Linked DNA regions of Homo sapiens: region 1 is linked to region 2. Evidence: chromatin loops called from intact Hi-C (ENCODE). Cell type or tissue: HepG2. All regions are shown on one strand. Links, peaks and the distances in the headings refer to the core of each region. The heading gives the core; the rest is flanking DNA. Region 1 has its middle 92 kb from the start of EDA2R. Region 2 has its middle 29 kb from the start of MIR223HG.

Region 1 (15,932 bases), core at 3,790-11,789, 740 kb before region 2:
AAAAACACATGCATTCTCATGTACATCACAGTACTATTCATGACAGAAAAGACACAGAATCACCCTAGGTGCTCATCAAAGGTGGACCATAAAAATAGATGAAATCATGTCCTTTGCTGCATCCAAAGCATGGATGAAGTTGGAGACCATTATCATAAGCAAATTAGCATAGAAACATAAAACCATGTTCTCACTTATAAGTGGGTGCTAAACGATGGATACTGATGAACGTAATGATGGCAACAATAAACAATGGAGACTACTGGAAGTGGGAGGGAGGGAGATGGGCAAGAGTTGAAAAACTAACTGTTGCGTACTATGCTCATTACCTGGGTGACTGGGCCATTCTTACTCCAAAACTCAGCACCACACAATACACCCAGGTACCAAACCTGCACATGTACTTCCTGAATCTAAAATAAAAGTTGAAAAAAAAAGTAGAAAGATTTAAAATAAGTAACATAAAAATTCACCTCAAAAACTAGGAAAGAAAAAACAAATCAAACCAAAAGATAATGGAGGAAAAGAAACAATTACAAACAGAGTAGAAATAAACAAAATTGAGGCTAAAAAATGCAAAAGATCAACAAAATGAAAAGCTGTGGTTTTTGAAAGCATAAACAAAATTAACAAACCATTAGCTAGACTAAGAAAAAAGAGGTAAGACCCAGATAAATAAAATCAGAAATGAAAAAGAAAACATCCCAACAGATATGAAAGAAATGCAAAGGATCATTAGAGTCTATTATGAACAACTATATACCAACAAATTAGAAAATGCATAAATTCTTGGATACATACAACTTACCAGTTAGAACAAAGAAAAGATATAAAACCTGAACAGTCCCATAATGATTAATGACATTTAATCATTAACAAAAGGTCTCCCAAGAAAGGAATGCCCAGGGACAGATTACTTAATTGTTGAATTCCACCAAACTTTTAAAGAAGAATGAATACCACTTCTTCTTAAACTGTTCCAAAGAATTGAAGGGGAAATACTTCTAAACTCATTCTATGAAACCAGCATAACCCTTATACCAGAACCAGATAGAACCCAACAACAACAACAAAAACTACAGACCAATATCTCAGATGAACATAGATGCAACAATCCTCAACAAAACACTAGCAAACCAAATCCAAGAGCACATCAAAAAGATAATACACCATGATCAAGTTGTATTTACCCAAGTGATGTAAAGGTAGTTCAATATATACAAATCAACAAACATGTTACATAACATCAACAGAATGAAGGATAAAAACCATATGATCACCTCAATAGATGAAGAAAAATAGATAAAATGCAACATTCCTTCATTATAAAAACTTCACAAATTAGTTGTAAAAGAAATATATCTCAACATAGTAAAGGCCACAAAGATTTTCTTCTAAGAACTGGAGGAAGACAAGGATGCCAACTTTTACTACTCTTATGAATCATCATATTGAAAGTCTTAGCCAGAGCAATTAAGCAAAATAAATAAATAAAGGTAATCCAATTGAAAAAGGAGGAAGTCAAATTGTCACTCATTGCAGATAGCATAATTTTATATATAGAAAACCTAAACACTACACCAAAAAACTCTTAAAACTGATAAACAAATTCAGTAAATTTGCAGAATAGAAAATCATCATACAGAAATCAGTATCAATTTTATACACCAAAAAGGAATTAACTGAAAAAGAAATCAGGAAAACAATTCAATGTATACTAGCTAGAAAAAAATTACCTAGGAATAAATTTAATTGAGGAGGTGAAAGGTCTCTACAAGACAAACTGTAAAATACTGATGAAAGAAATTGAAGGGTACGAAAAAAAATGAAAATATAGTCTATGTTCATGGACTTGAAGAAATAACATATTAAAATAACCATACTACCCAAAACAATCTACAGATTCAATGCAATCGCTATCAAACTACCAATAACATTCTTCACAGAAATAGAAGAAAAACATTTCTAAATTTCTTGAAACTACAAAAGACACTGAATAGCCTTAGAAATCCTGAACAAAAAACAAACAAACAAAAACAAAACAAAGGTGGAGGCATCGCATTACCAGGTATCAAAATATATTATAAAGCTATAGTAACTACAACAGCACAGCACTGTCATAAAAAAACCAGACATAGGCCAACAAAATAAAATACAGAACCCAGAAATAAACCCATGTAGTTACTACTAAATGACTTTCGAAAAAGGTGTCAAGAACCTTCATTAGGAAAAAGACAGTCTCTTCAATAAATGGTGCTGAAAAATTGGTTATCCACACATAGAAAAAATGAAACTAGACCTACCTTTTACCTTATAAAAAATCAATTCAAAAATCTTCAGGTCATTTGTCTGGGGATTTTTTTTTTTTTTTTTTTTTTGAGATGGAGTCTCACTCTGTCACCCGGGCTGGAGTGCAGAGGCACAATCTCAGCTCACTGCAACCTCCCTGGTTCAAGAGATTCTCCTACCTCAGCCTCCCTAGTAGCTGGGTTTACAGGCATGTACCATCACACCTAGCTAATTGTTTTTATTTTTTATTTTTTAGTAAAGACGGGATGTCACTGTATTGGCCAGGCTGGTCTCGATCTCCTGACGTCAAGTGATCCACCTGCCTCAGTCTCCCATAGTGCTGAGATTACAGGTATGAGCCACCGTGCCTGAATATTTTATAAATATGACCTCAAAGCACAGGCAACAAAAACAAGAATAGACAAATAGAATTCTATCAAACTATAAGTTTTCTTCACTACAAAGAAAACAATCATTAGAGTGGAGAAGAATGAAAGAAAATGTTTGCAAACTATTCATTCAACAAGGTAGTCATATCCAGAATATAGAAGGAACTCAAACAATTCCAAAGCAAATAATAATAATAATTCAATTTAAAATGGGCAAGTAATCTGAATGGACATTTCTCTAAAGAAGACATCCAAATGGACAACAAATATATGAAAAAAAAAAAAACCTCTTCAACATCATTAATCATCAGGGAAATGTATGTCAAAACCACAATGAGATATCTTATTTTTCCAGTCAGAATGCCTATTGTCAAAAATTCCAAAATTAACAATTCCTGGTGAGTATATGAGGAAAAGGGAACTTTTATATACTGTTCATGGGAATGTAAACTAGAACAGGAATTATAGGTAACAGTATGGCCATTCCTCAAAAAAACTAAAAATAGAAATAAAATATGATCCAGTCATCCCATTACTGGGTATATACCCAAAGTAAAGGAAATCAGTATATGAAGGAGATATTATGCCACCATGTTTACTGCAGTACTGTTCATAGAAGCCAAGGTATGGAATCAATGTAAGTATTCATCAACATGCATAGAGAAAAAAATGTGGTATATATACAGAATGGAATACTATTCAGCCATTTAAAAAGAATGAAATCCTCTCATTGGTGACCACATGGATGAGCCTGGAGGACATTACATTAAATGAAATAAGCCAGGGAGGGAAATACAAATAATACATGTTTTCTCTCATATGCAGAACCGAAAAAAGTTGATCTCATAGAAGTAAAGAGTAGAATAGTGGTTACTGGAAGCTGAAAGTGTAGTGAGAAGAGGGGATAGGAAGCAATTGATTAAAGGATACAAAATTTAACCTAGAAGTAGAAATAAATTCTAGTGTTCTATAGCACTGTAGGGTGTCTGTAGCCAAGAATAATTTATTACATATTTTTAAATGGCTAGAAGAGAGAATTTTGAAAGTTTTCAACCAAAATCAATGATAAATGCTTGAGGTGATGGGTATGTTAATTATCCTGATTTGATCACTATACATTGTATCTACTGAAAGGCACTATGTACCCCATTAATATGTATAATTTATGTCATTTAAAATATATAAAATATTATTTTAAAGAAAATGAGTAACAGTCATGATGAGACATTTTATTGAAGAGGATAAACAGATAAAAAGTGAATATATGAGCCAGATGCAGTGGCTCATGCCTGTAATTCCAGCACTTTGAGAGGCTGAGGTTGGAGGATCACTTGAGGACAGGAGTTCAAGACCAGCCTGGGCAAAAAAGAGAGACCCTATCTCTACATTTTTTAAAAAAAATTAACCAGGTGTGATGGCGTGCATCTGTAGAACTAGTTACTTAGGAGGCTGAAGTGGAAGGATTGCTTGTGCCCAGGTATTTGAGGCTGCAGTGAGCTATGATCATGTCAGTGCACTCCAACCTGGGTGACACAGCTAGACCCTGTCTCTATAAAATAAATAAATAAGTAAATAAATAAATAAATATTTTAAAATGCACACATAAAAATATGTTTAGCATAATTGGGCAATAGGTAAATGCAAATTAAAATTCTACTGTGATATCACTACACACCTAACAGTAAAGGTAAAGTAAAAACATAATGACAATACCAGATGCTGGTGAAGATACAAATTGAATCTTTCCCATATGGCTTGTGAGAATATAAAAAAATAAACCAACTCTGACTGGCAGTTAAACAAACTTAAAGAAAACCTATGCATATATTTACCAAATGACATAGCATTTGGACTCCTGAATATTTACCCCAGATAAATGAAACTTTATATCTACATAGAAAACTGTACATAAAGGTTCATATTAGCTACATTGGTAATAACCCCAAACTGGTTAAACAAACCGTGCTGCACACATAAATTATGGAGTACTATTCAGCAATAAGAGGGAATGAACTATAGTTACATAAGATAATTTTGATGAATCTACAGGGAATTATGCTAAGTAAAAAATGCCAATCCACTGAGGTAGAGGTTGTTCAATGGAGAAACCACCCGAAATAATCAAGTGATTAATGTGCCATCTGCTGACTGAAGTTGACTGTTCTATTATTTTGACCAAGCTACAGGAAACATAGTTGGAGATCATTTGCATAAAGGTGATGAGTACTGGATAAAAGGCATGGCATTGAAGTCACAAACCTGGGAGCTGCCCCCACATCTGAACTGTTGCCAAGTCTGGTCAGTCCTATCCTGCCACTTTGTTAGTAGAGGTACATGACATCTCTTGCCTGGGTTACTGCAACAACCTTTTATCTTGTTTTCCTGTCTCTGCTCTCAATTTTCCTTAACCAATCTCTACAAAGAAGCCAGAGTGACCTTTTTTACACACTAATAACTCAAAATACATTAGTGATTCCGCATTACCTTAAAGATAAAATTCAAACTCCTTGGATAGCGTATGAGGCCCTCATGGCCTTGTCCCATTCCACCTCTTCAACTTCATATCACACAGTTCCCCTATAACTTAGAGTTGGTAATCCCCTTCCTGCCCTCCTACTTGTCCCTCCAAATTGCCATTTGCATATACTGCTCTCTCAGCCTGAAGTGTCTTTTCTTCCAATTATGTATGTTTAATTAATCCTTTAAGTCTTAGTTCTTACACTTCCTTCCTTGATTACTACCATGAAGCAAGGAGTCTTACCAGACTATCTCCATCTGGAGGAAAAAAGAACTACAAAATATCCAAAAGACTTATTCTTTTCTACATGATTGCAGTGTTAAAGTACAATTAACTTGTATTTCTATAATTATTTGTATTATAGAGACAGCTGTACAAAATTGTTAGTATAGGAAGGATACTGTGGATATCAGAAGGTATGATGGTTACATAGTAATGTTAGTATTCCTTGTGTACACCTGTTAGTTTTGCAATCTGTTTTCTTAAGTATTTGTTTAAATTTTTGTGGGTACATAATAGGTGTTTGTATTTATGGGGCAATGTGATATTTTGATACAGGCATACAGTGTGAACTAAGCACATCATGGAGAATGGGGTTTCCATCCTCTCAAGCATTTATCTTTGCAATCTGTTTTGAATTATTATAGTTCTAACTCACTGTTATTTAGAGTGGAATTAGATGAGAGGATATTTATGAAATGAAAAAAGGCTGTTACATTGTAGTGAAGTAAACAGGCAAAGGGCTGTAGACTTTCATATTAAACCTAGGGCGTATAGAAATTTTTAACTTAGTGTTGTGTTTATAGGCATGTCTGTTTTTTTTTTTTTTACAAAAATAAATTTGGACGCTAAGAGCAAGCACTCTCCAATATGTACCAGCACAATTTTTTGGAGTGATGATGGATACTGCTCCTTTGTATATCATCAATTGACTTAATACCGGTGTGATTCAAGTGTAGATTAAAGCTTACAATGATACTGATGTGGTGTCTTATGTTACAGATGTTAAAATAACTGATAGCATTAGAAGACTCTTGACAAGAAAAAGAAAACATTACCGATGCCTTACTATAACACTATTTCTAATTTGTACAACACTTTGACAAAGCAGTTTCACTGAATCTCACTAAAACCTTATGGGCATTGTAATCTTCATTTTACAAACGAGAAAACTGAAGGTCAGAGAGGAGAGCATGGAACTAGTAGGGGATCACACAAACAAGAAGTTGAGCTGGGACCAGAATAAAATGCTTTTGACTCCCAGTTTAGTGGTCTTCTCATTACACTGCTTTACATCTGATATTGATAAGGATTTTCTAAAAGATAAAATTATTACTTTTTAAACAGCTGCTTGGCTTTTGATTTACCCATTAAGTTTACAAAATAGAAAACAATTATGCTACTGTCTTCCATATTATACTTAACCACATCTCTCTCAATTTTTAGAGAAGAGAGGCAAAACCATTAATAAATAAAATAAGTTATGATATATGATAATAATGAGCTTCAGACTCATTATTTGATCAGTGCTGTGACACACAAAGCTATATGTACATCTTTGACTCCACCTCTATCAATGCCTCATGATTATTCTTATAGAAGACTCTCACTTTAATAAGAAAAATCAAATAACATTACATATTTATTATTACTACATTAAAACCCAGAACTGTCTTATTAACTTTGCAGTGATTCTTATTATTAAAAATATGAAGATACAAGTCTGCATGTAAAAGGTTAAATTTTTCATGACCTGCAAATCTTTCTTATTAGAATATTTTCATTTCTAGCTATCCAGAGGAAATATATTATTACTTGATTGAAATTGACTGAAGCCTATCAGCAAACTCTAAATGGCAATTCAACAAATATTTCCTGAGTTCTTACTATAAATAAGGCATTGAGCTAGATTGTGAGGGATGTAATCTTTTATAAGAAATAAATCATGCTCTTGAGATGTTGACTTTTTTAAACACCTATTATTATCAAGTATACTTTACCAGGGTCCATGAGTTACTTATCTCAGTGCTCTTCTCCAGTCTCCTTTTAACTGAGTTTCTTGAATTTTAGTATATTCTCACTAAATGGCATTTTTTCTAGAAACCAATTCAACAAGGAATTGGAAAACTCATTCTTTTTATTCAGCTACCTAAAAATAGAGGATAATACACGCCTCCATAAACAACTTAAAAATAGTCAACATAGAAGTACAATATAATATGCCAGAATACAGGAAGACTTCCTAAAGGAGAAAAAGATTTTAAAGTAGGAAATAGACAGTCCTTATATGTGATCATATTCAGAAATATTTAAAAAAGAGACATACAATAAAAATTAAAAGTTGGGAATGTGAGAATTATCAAAGCTTGAATTCAAATCCAGACTTCCATCACTTACTATTTATGTGCCCTTGATAGATGCCCTTATTCCCTGTTTTAGTTTGCTCATGGTAACATTAAGGGTTGGGAGTCACGCTAATAGGAGTGAGCGTTAAAGCTAATAAAACAAAATCACTACCATTTATTAAGCATGTGAGAAACTCAGCCTGTAAGCCCTATAGTTACTGATTACCTATAATCCACAGAAGGGGGCAGTATAGCATAATAAATCAGATTGTGAGCTCCTGTTAGAGACTTGGCACTGAAGGATTACAAAGCCTTGAAATGGACCACTTGGGACATGACCAGTGAGCACCAGAAGGCAGCCATGAGGGACTGCTGAAGACTACATAACCCATTTTTTTTTTCTGGACTACTTAAACCTGGTTTAAGCCTGGCAGTTCTGTGTAATGTTAGAAAGCTGCAAGGAAAAAAAAAAAAAAAAAGACTGACTTTTGATTTCCCACCAATCTTGCCTGGGGAACTGAGACATTTACATACTACTTACCTGGTTTCAAACATTATTGTAAGTATTTTACATAAATAACTCATTTAATCTTCACATCAGCCTTACTATTGTTCTTCCATTTCACAAATGAGGAAACTGAGGCTTAGAGAGGTGAAGTCACTTGCCCAAAGTCACACAACTAGAAAGTGGTAATGCTGGAATTTGAACTCAGCAGAAAAACTAGATCTAGAGTCTGGCTTTTAGTCACAAAGCAAAACAACACAAATGTATGGGCTAAAAGAGTATGGCCTCTGGAATTAGACTGCCTGAGTTCCTATTGAAGCTCTGCTCTTTGCCAGCTGTGTGATGTTAGTCAAGTTACCTCATTTCTCTGTCCATCGGTTTTCTCACCTGTAAAATAGAGATAATAATAGTACATGCTTCAGAGAGATGCTGAAAAGAGTCAATGAGATAAACCTTATAAGTGTGCTAAGGGCTGTCTCTGACACACACTCTGCTAATAGATGTTGTCTATTCAAGTACATAAAGAGAGACGAAGAGCAAAACTTTGTGGAATTTCTTAATCAATGAAGTAAACAGACAACCTACAGAATAGAATAACATATTTGCAAATTAGGCATCCAACAAAAGACTAATATCCAGAATCTACAAGGAGCTCAAACAACTGAACAAGAAACAAACACAAATAACCAATTAAAAAGTGGGCAAAATACATGAACAGACATTTTTCAAAAGAAAGCACATAAGTGGCCAACATAAACATAGGAAAAATTTTATCCCATTCTGTAGGTTACCTGTTCACTCTGACGATAGTTTCTTTTGTTGTGCAGAAGCTCTTTAGTTTAATTAGATCCAATTTGTAAATTCTGGCTTTTGTTGCTATTGCTTTTGGTGTTTTAGTCATGAAGTCTTTGCCCATGCCTATGTCTTGAATGGGATGAACGCTTTTACACTGTTATCGGGAGTGTAAATTAATTCAACCATTGTGGAAGACAGTGTGGTGATTCCTCAAGTATCTAGAACCAGAAATAACATTTGACCCAGCAATTCCATTACTGGGTATATACTCAAAGGATTATAAATCATTCTACTATAAAGACACATGCACATGTATGTTTATTGCAACACTATTTACAATAGCAAAGACTTGGAACCAAGCCAAATGTCCATCAATGATAGACTGGATAAAGAAAATGTGGCACATACACACCATGCAATACTATGCAGCCATAAAAAAGGATGAGTCCATGTCCTTTGCAGGGACATGGATGAAACTGGAAACCATCATTCTCAGCAAACTAACACAGGAGCAGAAAACCAAACACCACATGTTCTCCCTCATAAGTGGGAGTTGAACAGTGAGAACACATGAAAACAGGGAGGGAAACATCACACACTGGAGCCTGTCGGGGTGGGGGAAGAGGAGGGAGAGCATTAGGACAAATACCTAATGCATGAGGGGCTTAAAACCTAGATGATGGGTTGATGGGTGCAGCAAACCACCATGGCACATGTATACCTGTGTAACAAACCTGCACATTCTGCACATGTATCCCAGAACTTAAAGTAAAATTAAAAAAGGAAAACATGCTCAACATCACTAATCATCAGAGAAGAGCAAATGAAAACAACGAGGTACCATCTTATGCCAGTCAGAATGTCTATTAAAAAGTCAGCACAGCTGTTATCTTCATTTTATAGATAAAGAAACTGAGTCTGAAACAGGTTAAGTGCATTGCCTAAGATGACATAGGAAGGATTTAGAGAGGTAAAGATGTGAAACCAGAAAGTCTGGCTCTACAGTTCTGCATTATTGTTATACTATGTTGTCCCTGGCCCGGAGCCCCAACCCCTAAGGCAAGGATTCACCAAATTCTTTGATGAAAGCTATGGACCTTCTCTCCCTACAAGTGCAGAGAAATTTACGTTTTTATTTTTATATACTATTTCAAGGAATTCACTTCCTGACCTTCACCACTGCTACAAACCCTTGTGTATTTCCGGTAGGAATCTCAGATGAAAACTCCTAGCTTTAAAGTTTAAATTCCACCATTCTTAAACTCTGACTCGGCCTCAAACCCTATCAAACCCTATCATTTAACAACCCAGCTCTAGAAAAAGTAGGGCGTGGTTGCGGCACTCATACTGCCCTCTATCGCCGCCTACTGGAATGTCCCTGGTAATGACAACAACATCGCCACACCTGTGGCTTAGAGACCTCTTCGCACTTTCAGGGCGTTTTCACAATAAGGTGCCATCATAGCTCAGGGGTATGAAGCCCCAACTACAGAGGGTGGGGAGTGGAGTCCGGCCTTAAGTCTGTGCCGCCAGTCGTTCCAGCAGAGTCCTTTCCGTCATGCTCTGCTGCACGACGTGTACGGGCGACACCGCCATTTTAGTTTTTTATCAGACTGTCTGCGTCACCAGGAACTATGGCCGCAGCCTTTGGAATTCAGCAGAGGTCGCTGGAGTACATCTTTTTCCTCCCTGACTGTGGTCCTAGGGAAATAATCATGAGCCGCATAAGGACGTTTGGATCAATGATGTCAATGATGGACCACATATATGATGATAGTCCCATAAGATTACCATGGAACTGGAGCTGAAAAATTTCTATAATCTAATTATATCTTTTTTTGTTTGTTTTTAAGAAAGAGTTTTGTTCTTGTCCCCCAGATTGGAGTGCAATGGCACGATCTCGGCTCACTGCAACCTCTGCCTCCCAGGTTCAAGCAATTCTCCTGCCTTAGCCTCCTGTGTAGCTGGGATTACAGGCGCCCGCTACCACGTCTGGCTAATTTTTTTGTGTGTATCTTTAGTAGAGATGGTTTTTCACCATGTTGGCCAGGCTGGTCTCGAACTCTTGACCTCAGGTGATTCGCCTGCCTCGGCCTCCCAAAGTGCTGGGATTACAGGCATGAGCCACCGCGTCTGGCTGCCTAATGATATCTTGATGATCCTGATCCAGTGTAGGGCTAGGCTAATGTGCATATTTCTGTCTCGGTTTTTAACAAAAAAGTTAAAAAGTGAAAAAAAAAAAAAGGAAAGAAAAATGAAAGAAAGAAAAAGATAATTTAAGAAATAGAAAAAAAGCTTATAAAAATAAGGATATAAAGAAAAAATTGTGTACAGCTATACAATATGCTTCCCTTTTAAGCTAAGTGTTCATTACAAATGAATCAAAAAGTTTTTAAAAAAGTAAAAAAAGTTACAGTAAGCTAAGGTAAATTTATTATTGAAGAAATAACTTTTTAAAAAAAATTTAGCCTAGCTCAAGTTTATAGTGTTTATGAAGTCAACAGTAGTGTAATGTCCCAGGCTCTCACATTTCACCCACCACTCACTGACTCACCTAGAATTGTGTCTAGTCCTGTAAGCACCACTCATTAGTAAATGCCCTATAGAAGTGTATCTTTTTTTATCATTCATACCATATTTTTACTGTACCTTTTCTACGTTTAGATACACAAATACTTACCATTGTGTTACAATTGCCTAGAGTATTCAGTACAATGACATGCTTTACAGGTTTGTAGCCTGGGAGCAATAGGCTATACCATGTAGCCTAGGTTATGACATCTAAGTTTGTATCATAGTACATGCTGTGATGTTAGTACAGTGACAAAATTACCTAACAGTGCACTTCTCAGAATGTATCTCTGTCGTTAAGCAAAGAATCACTGGAGAAATCACAACTTTCTAACCTGACCTACTTCCTTCGAAGACTGGATACACTGCTTTAGCATGCACATCTTACAATTCACCATTCCTTGACCTTCTAATGTTGTCTTTTTCATGTTGCCTTTTTCTTTTCTTTTTTTTTTTTTTTTTTAGCTGTAATGTTTGCAAAACTCTGGGGTTCTGAATGTAGAAAAACACAACCCCAGTTTAAGACGTCCTCTTCCGATCCCTCAGTTTCTTGCTGTTCATACTTGCCATCTCCATCTCTGTAGTCTTCCTGATTAACACCTTCCAGCTTCAGATCTGGAAGTAGTAATCCGAGCACTGGACTGGAAATCAGATCAGACCTGTTTCACATTTAAAGCTTTGCCTTTGTATTAGTTCTGTGACAAGTCACTTGACCTCTCTGTGGTCTCAGTTTATGAAATTGGAAGGAGATTGGTTAATATGGGAGGATCTCCATGAGCCTTTTCTGTTTTGGTCTGCTAGGATTCTAAAAGTATTCTCTGTTCTTAATACTGTACTTACAATAGAGTCCACCCCAACTTTATTTATTCATACCCAAATAAATACACAACAAATATTTCTTAAATGAGTGTTGCTTTCCCAGTGCCTTTCAATATGCCTGGCATATAATACGTGTCCAATGATATTGAATAATAAATGAATTTGCCTCGTGCCTGTAATCCCAGCACTTTTGGAGGCCAAGGCGGGCGGATCACAAGGTCAGGAGATCGAGACCATCCTGTGAATGGAGAAACCCGGTCTCTACTAAAAATACAAAAAATTAGCCGGGCGCTGTGGCAGGCGCCTGTAGTCCCAGCTACTCAGGAGGCTGAGGCAGGAGAATGGTGTGAACCCAGGAGGTGGAGCTTGCAGTGAGCCGAGATTGCGCCACTGCACTCCAGCCTGGGCGACAGAGCGAGACTCCATCTCAAAAAAAAAAAAAAAAAAAGTTTAAGACCAGCCTGGTCAACATGGTGAAACCCTGTCTTTACTAAATATACAAAAAATCAGCCGGGCGTGGTGGCGGGTGCCTGTACTTGGGAGGCTGAGGCAGGAGAATCACTTGAACCCAGGAGGCAGATGTTGCAGTGAGCCGAGATTGTACCATTTCGCTCCAGCCTGGGCAACAAGAGTGAAACTTCGTCTCAAAAAAAGAAAAAAAAAAACAAAAAAAAACGATTTTGCAAAACCTCATCAATTTCCCCAACATCTCTTGCTTCATTTTCTTCCTTCTTCAGTATTTAGTCAGGCACTATTCATCTCTACCTGGATTATTGGGAAGCCCCTTAATTAGTTTCCCATGCCTAGTCTTTCTTTCACTAAGATAATTTTCCTTAAAACACAATTCTGTAATACTATTTTTTGTTCCAAAATTCTACAGAACTCTCTATTGCTTATGGGATCAAGTCTTAACTGACCCACCAGGCAATCAAGACTCCTCTTCAACCTGACCCCTAATTAGCCTAATTCTCCAGGTAAACACAATTACTTCCTATTCCTCAACCCATGTCTTACTTGCTTCACTCCATGTCCAACAAGCCCAGGAGAGAGATAATAAGGACCTGAGTGAGCCTAGCTGGGGCAATGGGGAGGACAAGGGGATGGATTTCAATAAATTTACACAGAAAATGTACCTACCTTTTCTGTCTCCTTCGCTTTGCAGTAACTGCCAAACTTTTTCAAAGAATCCTTCCCCTCATTCCGGGAACAATACTAGTAAATAATTATTAGGTGCTTCTTGTGTGCAAAATATTGTACTAAGTGCTTTGTATGTATTAATGCATTTAATCTTCACAATAGCCTTTGGGGTAGGTACTCTTAGTGTCCTCTCTTTACATATAAGACAGGCAGATTTAAGATTAAGTAACTTGTTTAATGTCAAATAACCAGTAAAAATAGCAGAGCTAAGACTCCACCCAGGTACACTGTCCCTAGTTTAAATTACTACGGTACTTTACTAGATCCCTTTCTTGGCTGCCATGACACTGCTTATTTCTGATTCTCTATTTCTTTTTGTGAAACATCATAGCCCCTTTCTTTATTGTCTTTGCCATCCCCAATATAGAAATCCCACAAAGTTGTTTCTTTTTAATGTATGTACATTGTTTTTTTTTAAATTATTTTTTACCGTTTTCTTTTTAAAAGCTTTTTTGTAGATTTAGGGGGCACAAGTGCATTTTGTTACATGGGTATATTGAGAAATGGTAGAGTATGGGCTTTTAGTGTGTCCATCACTTGAAAGGCTGCATGGCTTACATTGTACCCAACAGATAATTTCTCATCCCTCACCCGTCTCCCACCCTCCCACTTTTTGGAGTCTCCACTGTCTATTATTCCACTCTCTGTGCCCATGTGTACACAATATTTAGCTCCCACTTATAAGTGAGAACATGTGGTATTTGACTTTCTCTTTCAGAGTTATTTTATTTAAGATAATGGCCTCCAGTCTCATCCATGTTGTTGCAAAAGACATGATTTTATTCTTTTTCATGGCTGAGTAGTATTCCATGGCATATAAATACCATACATTCTTTATTCAATCTTCTGTTGATGGACACTTAGGTTGATTCCATGTCTTTACTATTTAATAGTGCTGCAATAGACATGCAAGTGCAGGTATCTTTTTAATGCAATGATGTATTTTCTTTTTGGAAGATACCAAGTAATGGGATTGCTGAGTAATAGGTAGTTGTATATTTAGTACTTTGAGAAATTTCCATAATGTTTTTTGTTCAGGTTTTGCGAATTTACATTTCCACCAGTGTATAAGCATTCCTTTTTCTCTGCATCCTTGCCAATATCTGTCGTTTTTTTGACTTTTTAATAGCCATTCTGACTGGCATAAGATGGTACCTCATTGTTGTTCTCATTTGCTTTTCTCTAATGATTAGTGATGTTGAGCATGTTTTCCTTTTTTATTTTGCTTTAAGTTCTGGGATACATGTGCAGAATGTGCAGGTTTGTTACACAGGTATACATGTGCCATGGTGGTTTGCTGCACCCATCAACCCATCATCTAGGTTTTAAGCCCCTCATGCATTAGGTATTTGTCCTAATGCTCTCCCTCCCCTTGCCCCCCACAACTGACAGGCTCCAGTATGTGATGTTTCCCCTCCCTGTTTCCATGTATTCTCACTGTTCAACTCCCACTTATGAGGGAGAACATGTGGTGTTTGGTTTTCCCTTCCTGTGTTAGTTTGCTGAGAATGATGGTTTCCAGTTTCATCCATGTCCCTGCAAAGGACATGAACTCATTCCTTTGTATGGCTGCATGGTATTCCACGTACCACATTTTCTTTATCCAGCCTATCATTGATGGGCATTTGGGTTGGTTCCAAGTCTTTGCTATTGTGAATAGTGCTGCAATAAACATACATGTGCATGTGTCTTTATAGTAGAATGATTTATAATCCTTTGGGTATATACCAGTAATGGGATTGCTGGGTCAAATGTTATTTCTGGTTCTAGATCCTTGAGGAATCGCCACACAGTCTTTCACATTGGTTGAAGTAATTTACACTCCTACCAAAAGCGTGAAAGTGTTCCTGTTTCTCCACATCTTCTCCAGCATCTGTTGTTTCCTGACTTTTTAATGATCACCATTCTAACTGGTGTGAGATGGTATCTTCTCATTGTAGTTTTGATTTGCATTTCTCTAATGACCAGTGATGATGAGCTTTTTTTCATATGTTTATTGGCTGCATAAATGTCTTCTTTTGAGAAGTGTCTTTCATATCCTTCACCCACTTTTTATGGGGCTGTTTGTTTGTTTCCTGTAAATTTTTTTTCTTTGAAGATTCTGGCTATTAGCCCATTGTCAGATGGAGAGATTGCCAAAATTTTCTCCTGTTCTGTAGGTTGCCTGTTCACTCTGATGACAGCTTCTTTTGCTGTGCAGAAGCTCTTTAGTTGAATTAGGTCTGATTTGTCAATTTTGTCTTTTGTTGCCATTGCTTTGGGTATTTTAGTCATGAAGACTTTGCCCATGCCTATGTCCTGAATGGTATTGCCTAGGTTTTCTTCTAGGGTTTTTTATAATTTCAGGTCTCACATGTAAGTCTTTAATCAATCTTGAGTTAATTTTTGTATAAGGTGTAAGGAAGGGGTCCAGTTTCAGTTTTCTGTATATGACTAGACAGTTTTCCCAACACTATTTATTAAATAGGGAATCCATTCCCCATTGCTTGTTCTTGTCAGCTTTG
Region 2 (15,932 bases), core at 3,252-11,251:
AGTTCTGAATTCTTCCCGGTTCTCTCCTTCTTGCTACACACACACACACACACACACACACACACATACACATCCAGGATGGAGAAGATGTGGCTTAGAAGCAGCAAGTGTAGTACAGTCTAGGGATTTGGGAGGACAGTGAGCTCAATATGTGTCAGTTATGAGGTAGGGTGGCAAAAACCTAATGCTATCTTTAACAGTAATCATAAAAATGCAGTGTTCAGAACCAGGGAGGTGACAATCCTGCTCTACTTAGCATTGGCCAGATCACAAATAGAATACTTTCCCTTCTAGGCAACACACTCCGAGAAGAACACTGACAAAGTGAGACAGCCCCCGCCCCCACATTTCCCTACAGATGGCTGTGTGTTCAAACCTCCCTCTGGAGCAGCCCTAGCCTCCAGAGTCATCACAGCCCAACCCTGTTTGTCACCCAGTCTTGAGCCATATCAGGAGCCATGAATTCTAAATAATTGAGGATCTTATGTTCTCATGCCTCTCTAGCTTTGGGAGCTTAAAATAACTAGTCAATTCAAGTAAAGGCCATTCTGTTTTGTTATAAAGCATTGTAAGTAGCAACCCGCAGTCCAAACCCTTTTTGGCCTTAGAAAGGCTTTCCTGGGTTCCAAGCCTAGGTGGGGATCTCATAGTCAATCATGAAAAGGGTGGAAACATTGGGGTACAAAATAGATTAACTGGACCACTTCCCCAAATTCTGTGGATCTGTCCTTATATAATTATTTCAAGCAGTTCTTGCTCAGTATTGTGATATTTTTCATGGTGAATGATGTCTCTCCAGTGAATCAATTGGAATGTGATAGATCACACTCTGAGACCACACTTTATTCTCCATTCTATTAATACATTTCTTGAGGTTGAAGGTGGTTTCTGAAGAATTCTGAGGTGGTGAGTTTTCTTGAGCATAGTGTTACTGTCTTCTTGAAAGAGTAGGTACAAAAAGTCTGAGGTGCTGTCTGTATCATCCTCTCTTCTGATACGGCCTGTTGATGTGGTTCATGTTATTTTCACTCTTGTTTATGTTGTTGCTTTTGTTCTTCTGGACCTTGATATTCTTTCCATTGCTCTGGTTTTGATGTTGCTAATGTTTCTTTTGCTGCTCTTGCCGGGGTTGATAGTGCTCTAATGGAGTGCACAGTCCCACTAGATTTCCCCAAGTCATAGCTTTCCATGTTTCTTTAGAAGACACTTGGCCTATCCATCACGTTTCTTGTGGTTTTCCTAGAGCAATTGTGGCACTGGGATTACAAGCCATTGGGGATACAGAGGATAGTCTCTACCTCTGCATTTTTGGCCAGAGATTAATATTGAAGTGTTTGGCCAGTGTTTTTATAGCTTACTCCATTTCATAAAAGATTATCTTTCAAGCAGATTGTGATCCCAAAGCTAATATTCCTTAGGGAAGGAGTATCAGAGATGAGACCCTTTCTTATTGGCTATGGCCCTTTGAATAAGAGCATCTGCTACTCACCCTTTCTCTAGTCCAGTATACCCAACGATCCAGCGGCCCGGCTACCTCAAGCTTTTTGTTCAAGGTACTTTTCTTTCACAACACTTATAACTATTTGTAATAGTGTATTTATATGTGTGATTGTTTAATCAATGTTCATCTTGCCGACTTGGCTGATTATCAGTTTCAACGGGAAAGGAACTATCTCTCTTTTGCTCAACATTGTATCCTCAGGAGTTTGGCAGGTACCAGGCATTCAACAAATATATGAATAAAATGGATGCCAAGTAAAGCCCACTTTCCTAATAACATTCAGAATGTTAACACAAGCTAACACTGTGCATATTTACTTAGTGGCATTTCATTTATAAACATCTAATGTGATTAAAAAACAACAAGGTAGAAAAGTGGGCGAAAAGGATAACCAAAGTGGAAAAATGGGCAAAGGATTTGAACAGGCAGTTTGCAGAAGGAGAAATACAAATATTTGTTAAGGATCTGAAAAGATGCCCAATTTTGCTAATAGTCAGAGAAATGCAAATTGAAAAAATAAAATGCTCTTTCTGATTAGCAAAAAATTTAAATAGTTTTAAGTTTGGCAAAGGCATGGAAAATAGGTAATCTGAAACACTGCTGATGAAAGTATAAATTGGAACAATCATTCTGGAGACACTTTTTCAAGATATACTAAATTTTAAAATGTGCATCCAAATGATATGACTTGCTTCAGGGTAATCCAATGTATTCCAGGGGGAGTGTAAATAGAGTATAAATGAAACAAGATTGGCCGTGTATTGATAATTGTTGAATCTAATTTTTAGTATGTATGTGGGTTCATTATAAAATTTTGTACTTTTAAAACATGTATTTGAAAATTTCCACATTTATTACAAAAAATGTATTTCATTTTTATATTATCAGTTGAAACAGTATTCTGAATATGTTGGTCTAAATCAAATACATCTTTAAAGATTTTTTAAAGCAATATAATAAAAAATATACATCCTATGACCTACTAATTTTTCTCCTTGCTGTCTATACTAAAGGAACATTCTCACACATATGCACAAGGAGTCATGACAAAAATATTTACTCCAATGCTATTTGTAATAGTGAAAAATTGGATATGACTTAAATCTACATCAATAGTGACATGATTGAATAAACAATGATGTATCTATACTACACAATACTATGCATTGGTTAAATAGAATGAGATATATCTAGATATTCATGTTATTGAATAAAAAAGCAAGTTTCAGATTAATATGTACAGTATGATACCATTTATACAGAAGATAAACACCATACCTACCACCCAAAATAATGTCATACATCTCCTATGAATACATGTATGTGTATGGAAATCTTTAGAGAACCACATATAAGAATACATGACAGATAATAATAGTGGTTATTTCTCATAAGTGGGGAGGGGACCAGGATTGAGGTAGGGGTATGACAGGTGATCAAAAGTGACATTAATCTTATCTGTAAGTTTTGTATATTTCAAATTTTACAAGGATAATGTATTATTTGAGTACCTAAAAGTGACTTTTAAAATATCCAAAAATAAAAATATTAAATAACCTGGAAAGATGTTTATATTAAATTGCTAAGTGAAAAGAAATAGCTTACAAAACAGCATGATCATATTATAAGAATAAATATACACATTTCAAGAGTAAAAAACTTGGTAGAAAAATTTTCTAAAAAAGAATAAATATACACACAGAAAAATGTCTGAAGGAATGTACACCAAAATGTTTGCAGGTTTATCTTTGGGTCGTGATGGTGGTAGAATTGTAGATAATTTTATTTTTAAAATTTACTTACCTGCATTTTTGCATTTTTCTATAATAAATATGTAATGTCTTTATAATAAAAATAATAAGTTTAAACAGTATGATAGTCACTGAGTTTGCCTAAATAAGGAAATAGCACTCCCCACCCCTACCCTCCCTTAACACACACACACAAAGTGAAGCAGAGGAAAATCCTAGATGGCTAGATGGAAATCTCTGCTCTGGGTAGAAGGGCCTTTGTCTCTGTGCTACTCAAAGTTCTGGTCAGCAAACACTGAACAGCTTATTCTGTCAGGTCCTGTACAGAGCATGGGGACTGGAGTGGGAGTGGCAGAACTACATCCAAATCCCTGCCCTAAAGTTGAACTTGTGCTTGAGGCTCCTTCAGTGTACTTCCCACTGCAATCACCTTACCCAGACACCCATTCCCTCTCTCCTCAGCCCCCACTGTTAACAGAACATACAAATACAGAAAAATAATTTCCAACACATCCATTACAGGTTCTAAATTCCTTCTGAAAAGCAACAAAGAAGCTCTGAGTCTTCTAAATAGCTACTTCTAACTTTCAGTGAGCTACTCTAACCTATTCCTTCTCTTTCAGCTCCCTGTTTCCTAGCCCCAGGAATAATCCTATTTTCTTTATCCACTCTTGGTATTTTTCTACCCTTACTCCCAGGCAAACGTACACACACAAACCTTTCTTTTTTAAAAAATACTTATATTTTCCCTTGCTATTACAGAATTAAAACTTGCTGGGAGCAGAAAACTTTGAAAGGATAGGGAGCAAAATATATGTAAAGAAAAACAATCCATCATAATCCTATAACCCAGAGGCAATCACAGTTAATATTTTTGATGCTTTTCTTTCTAGACCTTTTTTTGAGTGTGCGTGTGTATTTTGTTTCATCCTAATTGAGATCTTACTTTTCATACTATTTTGTGTTCTCCTTTATTCACTTAACACCATAAAATTGACGTTTCCCCATGTTGCTAAATATTCTTTGAAGCCATGGCTTTTAATGGCTGCATAATATCTCTTACCACACTTATTTAGTTATACCACACTTATTTAGCCACTCATCAGAACATTTTAATGTGATCCATTAAAATATCTATCATCTATCTATCATTTATCTGTCTAGATAATTCTTAAATAATTTCCTTTATAAAGAGTCTTTAAATAAGTTAAATTACACCTTCCTATCTATCCTTCTCTTTATCTCTCCTTCTCTAAAGCACTTAATAAAAAACAAACAAACAAACAAACAAAAAACCCCTCAGGCCCTTTTGCTAGTTTAATGATTCCACTAAAAGTCCTCTTCCAACCTTAGTTCTAATTTATAATAAGGCACCAGCTTAGTCTGCAACTGTTTAGAAGGAGATGAGCTTAGAATTCTTACCCTTCCATACTAAGAGAATTCAACTCTTCTGCTTTGGAGAACTCCCATTAAAGATTGACCCTGGTGAGACCTGTTGCCATGGAAAGTGTCCTGACATGTAACAGTGCTTTTGCATGCAAGTCATAAAAATTATCTAATTCTGTAAGTGGGAATTCATTCTCAGGGATGGTGTGAGGGTTTTTTATAAAAAGGATTTTTAATATTGCCCAGTGCAGTGCTTGGCATGTAGTAAACACTTAATATTGTAGTTCAATCTGCTGATAACATTCTGGTAAGCTTGAGATGATTAACTGATAAGGCAAATAATTATTTAATTGAGCCAGTGTTTGTTACACAAGCCAAAGTCTACCCTGTGGACTGGGACCATTTATTCCAGATTCAGATAATGTGACCTATTGTCAAACCCGTATTTATTTACATTTGGAAAATAGATTCATTTGAAATATGTGCCTAGATATTGCACTAAAGGTATGTGAGTGTCACCAAAGAAGTGTCTCTGCTCTTGAAACAGTGAAAATAGAATTGAAAAGATATTTATCCCTGAATAAAAAGAGACAATGAAAAGGCATTCGAGTATTCCGTGCTAACCATGATAAAAATGTAGGTGTTTTGGAGTATTAAGAAAAGGCTTTGTGGAGAACTTTGAATTAAACCTCCAAATCGCTGCACAGGTGAGGGTGGGGTGGGGGTTGCGGCTTAAGCAAAGATATAAGGAATGGAATAAACCTAGTTCCCTAGGGTAACTGACTGGGGCAAGATGTAAGGAGTGAAAGGCCCTGAATGCTGAAATTAAAAGCAAGACAAAATGAATGGCACCTTAGTATACTGGCTCTAAAATCAGACTGTCTGGGTTCAGATCTGCCACTTACAAACCATATGATGCTGTGCAAGCAATTTAACCTTTTTGGGCCTCAGTTTCCTCATCTGTTAAAAAGGATAATAATGCTACACACCTAACTCATAGTGTTTTGTGAAGATTTAAAGGAAAATTATATATATAAATAAATATGTGTGTGTGTATATATATATATATATATATATAAAATTGAGGTTCATCCCCTGTCATCAGACAAAGAGAAAGTCAGTTATCAAAGAAAAGCAGCTAATGGCAGAAGAAGCTGCAAGGACTGTTTTATCTGGTAAGAAAAACTACATTAATTATTTGGTATATTTCCAGTTCCTGAATCCATAAGCATAAATGTTGTTCAACTTGCCATGCATTTCCGAGGGTTCTCTTTATTCCCGAATAACCCTATTTTGTAGAGTAAGAATGACCTTTGACTGGGTGCAGTGGCTTATGCCTATAATCCCAGCACTTTGGGAGGCTGAGGCGGGAAGATCACTTGAGGTCAAGAGTTTGAGTCCAGCCTGGCTAATATGGCGAAACCTTGTCTCTACTGAAAATACAAAAATTAGCCAGGCATGGTGGTGCATGCCTGTAGTCCCAGCTACTTGGGAGCCAGAGGCAGGAGAATTGCTTAAACCCAGGAGGCAGAGGTTGCAATGAGCCCAGATCGCACCACTGCACTTCAACCTAGGTGAGGGAATGAGACTCTGTCTGGAAAAAAAAAAAAAAAAAAAAAAAAAAAAAGAGGACCTTTATTGAAAATTTGGCTCAGAATGGAAACATGTCACACTGACCAGAACAATGGCTCAGTGTGACTCCTCTAGCTCTCAGGACCCTGAGTCTGGAGAAATTGTGCAGGAAATGGAAATTAACCATGAAGTATGCTAATGAAAGTGTTGTTAATGAGCCTTCACTAAGCTTGTGGCTTTAGTGCTTCTTTAAGTACACTTCCTAACAGGAACTGGTAGCAAAAGCACTGAACTTGGAATCCTACTCTGCCTCCTTCCCCTAGTTGGGGGCAAGTTCATCTCTGAACCTTTGTTTCTTCTTCTGAAAAATGAGGACCTGATTTCACCTCCTTACTTCTCTCCTAGGGTTGCCGAAGAACCCAACGCTCGTGAGAAGTCTTTGTTCAAGGGAAGCCTTATACATGTGAGGAAGTAAAGTTAGGAGGCTGATAATTATTAATACATGCACCCAAATAAGATGTGGGGAAAGAAGGAGCACTATTTGGAAGTATTATGAGAATACCTGTGTGATTTGAGGCCAATGTATTGTGACCTGCATGTTTTTCATGGAACAGCAACCATCCCTGAAAATATTCTGGAGGTCAGTGGATAAATATACTTTGATAAACAAACATTTGCTTCCTACCCAATCTCTAGGCCTGTAAGTAAAGAGGAAGGCAGAGCAAACAGGACATAGTCTGCATGTTGATTTGTTTGAGGCTGGTCCAGATGTCTGGAATCTATCCCATTATTTTTCAGTTAATTTCTCCACCTTTCTCCCCCTCCTCATTTTTATCATCCGAAGGCCTAGAAGGCAGGAGACCAGGGTTTCATTCCCATTTGGTCTTGGACTCATATTATACCCCTGGACAGGCTTAAAAATAGTTTATTTTGTTATTTTTTGGCCTGCTTGACAAATAAACTAAACAACTTAGTATGTGGGGGTATGGTAATAGCCTAGAAAATGTATTTACTTATAAGCTTCAGAAATTGTGTAAAAAGAGAGAATGAGGCTAAAGTCCAGAATACTCTGCCTGGCACACAAAGGCTGCCACAATCTGGCTCCAGGCCCCACTCCCCCAACTCCTTCATCCCCTTACTCTTTATCTGAAAATGTCTTATTATTTCCCCATACCTATACCTTAGTGCTGACTGGTTCCTTGTCCTGAAATAATCTTCCCTTCTCCCTCTTCTATAACAGGTAAATTACCCTATATCCTTGATGATCCAGCACATCCAACATGACTCTATCAACAATATAATCACATTGGGTTATAATTATTTTTGTCTCTCTGTCATAAGAGACTGGGAGTTCCCTCAAAGACAGTATCTATTTATTTCTATGTCTTAACACTATTCCTACCACAGAATTGTCAACTGGCATTTATGGAAGGGAGGGTGAATGAAAAGGGAGAGATGGAATGAGGGAGAACAGAAAGGAAGAAGGGAGGAAAGTGAATTGGATAAAAACCAGAATTCCAAGTTCAGATATATGGTTTGAATTCTAATCCAGTCACTTTGTAGTTAAGATGCTTTGTAGCTGAATGTGTAGAGCAAATTAACTTCACATTTCTAAGCCTCAGTTTCCTTATCTGTAACACTGGGCTAATTCTCTCTAGGCCTGTCTGCTTCACTCACTCCACTGCATGGAATAAGGGAGGGAGAAATAAGAGAAGGTAGAGATGAAAGAGAAAACAAAGAGACAGAAAAGAAAACTGCAATCTCTGAGAAAGGGAAAAGTTTAAGGTTGGGGTAAGTGTACCTCCGGTTGTAGGAAACAAAAACCACTAGAGGGCAATGTTAACGCAGGGAAATTTTCCCTAGTAACAAAGGGAACAACCCACAACTGGATGGGCCAGGTCACACAGGAGCCAGTCCTGATGGAGCTCAGTCAGAACTGTGAATCCCCTGTTAGGTTTGGTATGTCGCACCCCAGATGACTGACATATATAAGAGCCACAGCTGCCTAGTATTCACAAATGGTAAGAGTGAGTCATTATTTGTTAGAATAAGGCTGCTTGAGATTGTTAGCGTCTATCACTAAGTTACAATGTGTTTGAGTTCTCATAAACATGCTGGAATGCCACACTTCTTCCTCCTCACAGCAGGGTCTAGAGTCTGTCTTCTTGCCTGTCAGGCTGTCTTGCATCACTACACAAACTCTAAGACCCTCCCGGGCACCATGTTTTTACTCCTTTCCATCAAGCACACATTGGATTACAGTGTTTACCTGCTCAGAAGCCACCTGGTGCTCTTCATTGCCTCCTAAAGAAAATTCAAAACTTTCAGCCTGGTTCTAAAGGTTTATTATAATCTGGTACCAACAAACTTTACCAGTGTCCCTCTTTGCCCTTTCATCAACCTCCGTGGAGCAGCCAGGCTGGACTGTTCCCTAGTCTCTGAACATATCCTCTGCATAGTTCTATTGACTTGACTTGGCTCCGTCCATTGGAATCTTCCATGAGATGAAACCTTAATTATCTTTAATGACATTGTCACACAACATTATTCCCATAGAAGCTTTCCTAATTCTACTAGTCACAAATTATCAGATGCTTGAGACTCGTCTGTGCTTTATCTATGCCTTTCACTTATGGCATTGATCACATTCTACCTTATGTTAGATTTGTTTAATTTATTTACTTATTTATTCTTTTGCTTAACATATATTGGTTGTATATTTTATATCAGTTCCCATGTGAAGGACTCATAAAAGATTAAGGCTTAATTCTGGCTCTCCAGGATCTAAGTGTCAAACTAGAGAATGACAGATATATAACACCACATTAGTTTTGCGCATGTTACGTGATAACAAAGGCACATCAAAGGATTGAGGAAGCTAGATTGGAGCCATACTGGAATGCCAAAAAAAAAAGAGATAGATAAGAAGACAGAGAGTGTATCTTCAGATAACTGCTCTATCAAATACTTAGCATGTCAATAAGTATTGACTCTATCCAGTAGAAAATGCGGCATTATAAGGGAGTTTTTAATTGGAGAGTGGGCCAAGGATTTGTGAATTGGGCCAAGGATTCCAGAGGAGATAAGAGGGGCAATTACAATACATGTCTATTTTCCCTACTAAATGTGAAGTTGCTTGGGAGCAAGAATTTTGTCTTACCAAATTATGCCCCCATGTCATCTGGAACAGGGCCTTTGTTATTGAAAGTTTATGCATTTGCGGAGTTTCCAGATTGGAAGAGACTTTAAGGATTATCTAGTCTTTGTTCTACAAATGAGAAAGGGAAACTATGAGAAATGAAGTGGGTTTTTTTCAGTCAACCAGTTTCTTTTTCTTCTTTTTAAAAAAATTATTATATTTTAAATTTCAGGAAACATGTGCAGAACGTGCAGGTTTGTTACATAGGTAAACGTGTGCCATGGTGGTTTGCTGTACCTATCAACTCATCACCTAAGTATTAAGCTCAGCATGCATTAGCTATTTATCCTGATGCCGTCTCTCCCCACCCTCCTGACAGGACCCCGTGTGTGTTGTTTCCCTCCCTGTGTCCATGTGTTTTCACTGTTCAGCTCCCACATATGAGTGAGAACATTCTGTGTTTGGTTTTCTGTTCCTGTGTTAGTTTGCTGAGGATGATGGCTTCCAGGTTGATCCATGTTACTGCAAAGGACATTATCTCATGTTTTGTTTTGTTTTGTTTTGTTTTGTTTTGTTTGGGCTGCATAGTATTCCATGGTATATATGTACCTCATTTTCTTTATCCAGGCTACCATTGATGGGCATTTGGGTTGATTTCATGTATTTGCTATTGTGAATAGTGCTGCAATAAACATATGTGAGCATGTATCATTAAAACAGAATGATTTCTGTTCCTTTGGGTATATACCCAGTAATGGGATTGTTGGGCCAAATGGTATTTCTGGTTTCAGATCCTTGAGGAATCACCACACTGTCTTCCACAATGGTTTAACTAATTTACATTCCCACCAATGGTGTAAAAACATTCCTATTTCTCCACAGCCTTGCCAGCATATGTTGTTTCTTGACTTTTTAATAATCGTGATTCTGACTGGTGTGAGATGGTATCTCATTGTGGTTTCGATTTGCAATTCTCTAATGATCAATGATGTTGAGATTTTTTTCATATGTTTTTTGGCCGCATAAATGTCTTCTTTTGAGAAGTGTCTGTTCATGTCCTTTGCCCACTTTTAATGGGGTTGTTTATTTTCTTCTAAATTTATTTAAGTTCCTTGTAAATTCTGGATATTAGACCTTTGTCAGATGGGCAGATTGCAAAAATTTTCTCCCATTCTGTAGGTTGCCTTCTCACTGTGATGATAGTTTATTTTGATGTGCAGAAGCTCTTTAGTTTAATTAGATCCCATTTGTCAATTTTGGCTTTTGTTGAAATTGCTTTTGGAGTTTTCGTCATGATGTCTTTGCCCATGCCTATGTCCTGAATGGTATTGCTTACATTTTTTTCTATGGTTTTGGGTTTTACATTTAAGTCTTTGATCCATCTTGAGTTAATTTTTGTGTAAGGTATAAGAAAGGGGTCCAGTTTCAGTTTTCCGCATATGGCTAGTCAGTTTTCCCAGCACCATTTATTAAATACGGAATCCTTTCCTGATTGCTTGTTTTTGTCAGGTTCATTGAAGATCAGATGGTTGTACATGTGTGGTCTTATTTCTGAGATCTCTATTCTGTTCCATTGGTCTATGTGTCTCTTTTGGTACCAGCACCATGATGTTTTGGTTACTGTAGCCTTGTCGTATAGTGTGAAGTCAGGTAGTGTGATGCCTCCAGCTTTGTTCTTTTTGTTTAGGATCGTCTTGGCTATAAGGGCACTTTTTTGGTTCCATATGAATTTTAAAGTAGATTTTTCTAATTCTGTGAAGAATGCCAATGGGAGTTTCATGGGAATAGCATTGAATCTATAAATTACTTTGGGCAGTATGGCCACTTTCACAATATTGATTTTTCCTATCCACGAGGGTGGAATGTTTTTCCATTTGTTTGTGTCCTCTCTTATTTCCTTGAGCAGTGGTTTGTATTTCATTAGGAGGTCCTTCACATCTCTTGTTAGCTGTCTTCGCTGGTATTGTATTCTTCTTGTAGCAATTGCAGTCACCCAGTTTCTATTGTAAGAACTAAGACCAGGTACTTAAAGTTCCATGTTCTTTTAACTCCTCTACATCTCATATCTCAAAACTGTCAACAGTCTTCATTGTGGCTGAGACTTCTAACAGTAGAGATCTGACATATGTCTCTGGCATGTTGGTTTGAAAAGGAACACTAAGGAAGATCCAGATCTCACTGTATACCTGAGGAGACTGAGACTCAAAGAGGAAAAGTGACTGGTCCATGATCATAGATCTGGAGCCAGACCTGGGCCTAAACTCATAAGATATTTGGTGAGAATTGAATACATTCTCTGTAATCAAGACATCATGCCTTGCATTAGCTAACAAGTGATTATTCTTCACTTTAGAGAATAAACAGGCCTCCATCTGACATCATTTGTTGTTTAATCTTCATCTCCAACATGTATGCTTTTGCATAAGTCTTTTCATAGCCTGGAACGTTTGTCTTAGCAACAAGAATAATAACCAATGAGCTTCTCTGAAACCTCTAAGCAATTTGTAACTACCCAGAGAAAAGTTTCTCCACTCCCTCCATTTGTCTCTTCCCCTTCTTCCCTACTGCTGTCAAAGGGTAAAAGAAAGAAGAAAATAAAACATATATAATAATTTCCAGACAGTGGTTTTCTTTGTGGAAGTTGAAAGGCCATCTTTCAGAAGCTCTGAGATCAGAGGGCATTGAGGCTGAGCTGGGCAGAGGAAAAGCAGCTGGGTACCAGAAACTACCAGGCCTCGATGTTAAGACATTGGTTTGGAGTAGAAATGGAGCTGTTTGGAAGAGCAGGGATAGAGACGATTGGGGCTGTGAAATACTATACAAGGGCTTGAACTGACAGATATGTTTTTGTTTTTTAAGCAAATCTAAGCCAAATTCTCATCACAGTTTAACAAGAGCACCAGAGACTGAGTTATTCTAGCCAAGATAAAAATTCCCTACGTTCCCTGAACCTGGATCCCATACAATTGTGAGCAAAATTTTTAAACAGGTTCTTCCTCATATGGAACTTTGGAAATCAGTTGTTCTTCCCCATTTTATAGGGAGAAAATTGAAGTTCAGAGTAGTGACAAGATGTACCCCAGTTCACTCGTTTGTTACAGAGAAGATAGGAACATTTGAGTTCTGATTCCAAATTGATTGCTCCTTCCATGACACCAAATGCTGTTCAACATTCTTGCTTATTCCCCAAGCCTTCTGGGAAAGGAAACACTTGTGAATCTGAAGATCCCTTATTCTAGCACATTTCTCCTGTTTCTCTCTTTCTTCTTCCAGAATTCCATGTTTATCTGGTGCAGGTGACCATCTTGGTGACTTCCTTGACTTCTCCCACAATAAACAAATGTAGACACACACACACACACACAAACACACACACACACACATAATTATATGTGTGGTGATCTGAAAGACAGTTTCTAGGGTCATTTTCAAAAACAAAATAAGATCTTATGGTCCCCGGATAAAATTCACGTCCTAAATCTGTTATTTCACTAGCACCATGGATAAGTATGCCTGAATCATACACCTCTTAGTGCTTGGGCCAAGGAAGTCAGAGAGAATGAAATGAGTATGATAGCAAATTAATGGAGTTTTTGGGATATCTTATCAAGGTCTTGAACCCAGACAGGTGAGCTTCCTTCTAACAGCAGGCTAAAAATTAGATAAGTTCTAAGAATGGACGTAGGGGTATGAAATCCCTACTGTTTATCCTGTGATGTCAGGCAAGTCATTTAGGCTCTCTGAACTTCAGTTTCCTCATGTATAAAATGGGGCAGATAAAGCCCTGTTGCATAGGGTTAGTTAAAAAAAAAAAGGACAAAATCCCAAGTAAGTGATAGACTCTCAATAAATGTTCATTTCCCTGTCATTCACCAATTTTTCTGACTGCACCTTTTATCTTTTACTGGTGCATTCCCTTTTTGAAAACGTAGGCACATCTCAAAGTTCTCTCCTTGGCCCCCATCTTTTCTCTAAACCTATTTCCTGGCCCTCCCATTATTCCTATTGTATTAGTTTTTACTTATTTTCAAAGGAGTCCCATGTCTCTTCCTTTAGCTTTGTATCACTCCAGAGTCTCTTCTCTATTTCCAAATATCTATTGGTTAACTGCATTTAGATAACTCACCAAAGACTAAAAAGTCAATAAAGACAATTTGTTTAAATGTGTATGCTCACTGAGAAATTATCAGTTCCTTAGATCCTATAACTTTTTTCTTTTTTATTTCTTCATTCTTTCTCCATCCAGTTCCTACCACAGTTCATGAAAGTTAATAGATGATCAATAAGTCTATGTTGAAGAAATGAATAAATGAGTGTTCAAATAAATAAATGAAAGGTGGATACTGTGTTGGCTAAGGATTTATATAAACAATGAAGGTCCTCGTTTAGTCTGAATTTTCCAAAGCAATCCTAATTTTATATGTTCTGTTTGTTTTTATTTCAGTTCAAGTGTTAGTCTCCATGTCAGATTCTGTGGCTAGGTAGATTTTCAATTAGGAAAATGCAGTTCCTATAACAATAGGCTAGGTGAGAGAAGATAAAAATCTGAACTACAACAGTGGTGGTGGAGTTGGATTGGGGGGATCATGATGAGACACACAGAGGTAAAATCATATATAACATCATCTTTGTATAGCAAGAAGAGCAGAGTTGTGTGAGAGGCAGCACACAATTTCTATTAGCATCTCACTGAGATAATATGAGCCTCTCTTTGAATCTGCTTTGTTGCCTGAGCCCTGTCTGGTACCCAGATGAGCTTCCATCTGAGTCTCCGTGTAGGTCTCAGTAAATAAGGACCAGCCTCTTGCCCCAACACTACACAGAGACATCTAAGCCCTTTCAGAATTTTTTGGCTTGAAGTTTGCTGGTTCTAGTAGGATGCGCGATGCATCCTTATTACTCTAACCTATCATAAGTGCTTGCCCAAAACCTAATCCAGCACCATTTAATTATTGTGGCAATCTGACCCTTCCTCTATTTCTCAAGTGTGTCTTTCCCTGGGAGACTGGACACTTCCAATTACCTCTCTTATGTCCTGCCTCTTCCTATCACCAGCTTCACTTATGCTTTGCTGCTCACCACTCCCTTGGCATGGTTTTCTTCATTCATTATCTCTTCCATTCATTTATCCATCCAAAAACCATTTCAATCCAAATTAGTTCATCAAACATTACCGACTATGAATGCATGCCAGGCCTTTCACTAGGCATCAAAGTTACAGAGATGACAGTCACTGAATACAAGGATCCCTCAGGTTAGTGGAGAAGGTATTTATCTATTGCCGCTTAACAAACCACCTCAAAACTAGAGAGATATAAAGCAACCATTTTATCATGCTCATGGTTTCTGTGGGCAAAGAATTGGAATAGGGTACAGTGGAGATGGCTTGTCTCTGTTTCACAGTGTCTTGAGAATTTGAAGGACTCTAAGACTGGAGGTAATTTAACAGCTGGACGATATCACTGTGGAGGAATTAACTTAAATGTTGGCTTGAACCTCAGCTGGATTTATACTCAGAAGCTGGCAGAACAGAAACAGGGAGGCATCATTACCAGGTACTTCACAAAAAAACTGGCAGGGACACCAGTTCTCAATTCTTTTGGTTTGTAAAAACCTTACTCAAGCACTTAATATGCACAAGGATTTGCTGCTCACATGTCTTTCTATCTCATATCCCAGTTTTTCAGGTGTTTCCCCAACTATTATCTCAAAAGATTTTACCAACCATGCTTAAAGGTCAGTGTGACAAAAGTGAGGTTTGAAGTCCCCCACTGATCCTTATACAGAGTTGAGCATCAAGCAAGTCCAAAAGGAAATATTTATCCTGTTGATTTATATCAAAATCCAAAGGAATTTGGCTGGGCAACTGTGTGTGTGTGTGTGTGTGTGTGTGTGTGGTGTCAGGCGTCTGCTTCCATATGTGGCTGAGTGTGAGGCCAGCCAGGGTGAATGGTGTGGAAGGTTGATATACTTGGCTCCAGTGGTCTGAGATTTTTCAACTTTAGATATTTCACCTTGCTGTGTTTAGCACATCTTTCAGCCACTCATTACCCAGAGTGAGAGTACAGGTGGTTTTCAGAGCTGTAAACAAAAGGGCAGGATGGATGAAACACCCGTGAGTGGCCTGAAACTCCAACCAAAAATAATAAGGCCTCTCCAGATTAATTCTCCATAGATTACCCCATCTATCCCACTACCCCTTAGACATTTCAGGAAGAGATAGAAAACAGCTCGAAGTGGTAGAATGAGCCCTGGGCAAGGAGAGACCAGGGCACATATCAAAAGCCCATATTTTCACCAACAACAGTCAAGCTGAGAGCCAAATCAGGAATGATCTCCCATTCACAATTGCCACAAAAAGAATAAAATATCTAGAAATACAGCTTACAATGGAGGTGAAAGATCTCTACAAGGAGAGCTACAAATCACTGCTCAAAGAAATCAGAGATGACACAAACAAATGGAAAAACATTCCTTGCGCATGGGTAGACAGAACCAATATCATTAAAATGGCCATACTGCCCAAACACATTTATACACCCAATGCTATTCCTATTAAACTACCATTGAGATTCTTCACAGA

Evidence for each region. Peaks named below come from ENCODE experiments on the same cell type or tissue, not always from the same donor. Only the 100,000 strongest peaks of a DNase experiment are listed, where the experiment ranks them.
Region 1: it touches region 2 in a loop (15-fold over the local background); 4 of 110 quality-filtered maps call a loop at or near these places.

The regions. Positions count from the first base shown.
Region 1 is chrX:66,723,462-66,739,393 of GRCh38, reverse strand. No RefSeq gene overlaps it. Among named protein-coding and RNA genes, the nearest start is that of EDA2R, 92 kb to the right of the region's middle. In HepG2, for the core only: CTCF peaks have their summits at 7,801 (motif pointing right) and 10,218; no DNase peak of the experiment used is centred there.
Region 2 is chrX:65,978,549-65,994,480 of GRCh38, reverse strand. No RefSeq gene overlaps it. Among named protein-coding and RNA genes, the nearest start is that of MIR223HG, 29 kb to the left of the region's middle. In HepG2, for the core only: a CTCF peak has its summit at 8,049 (motif pointing right); no DNase peak of the experiment used is centred there.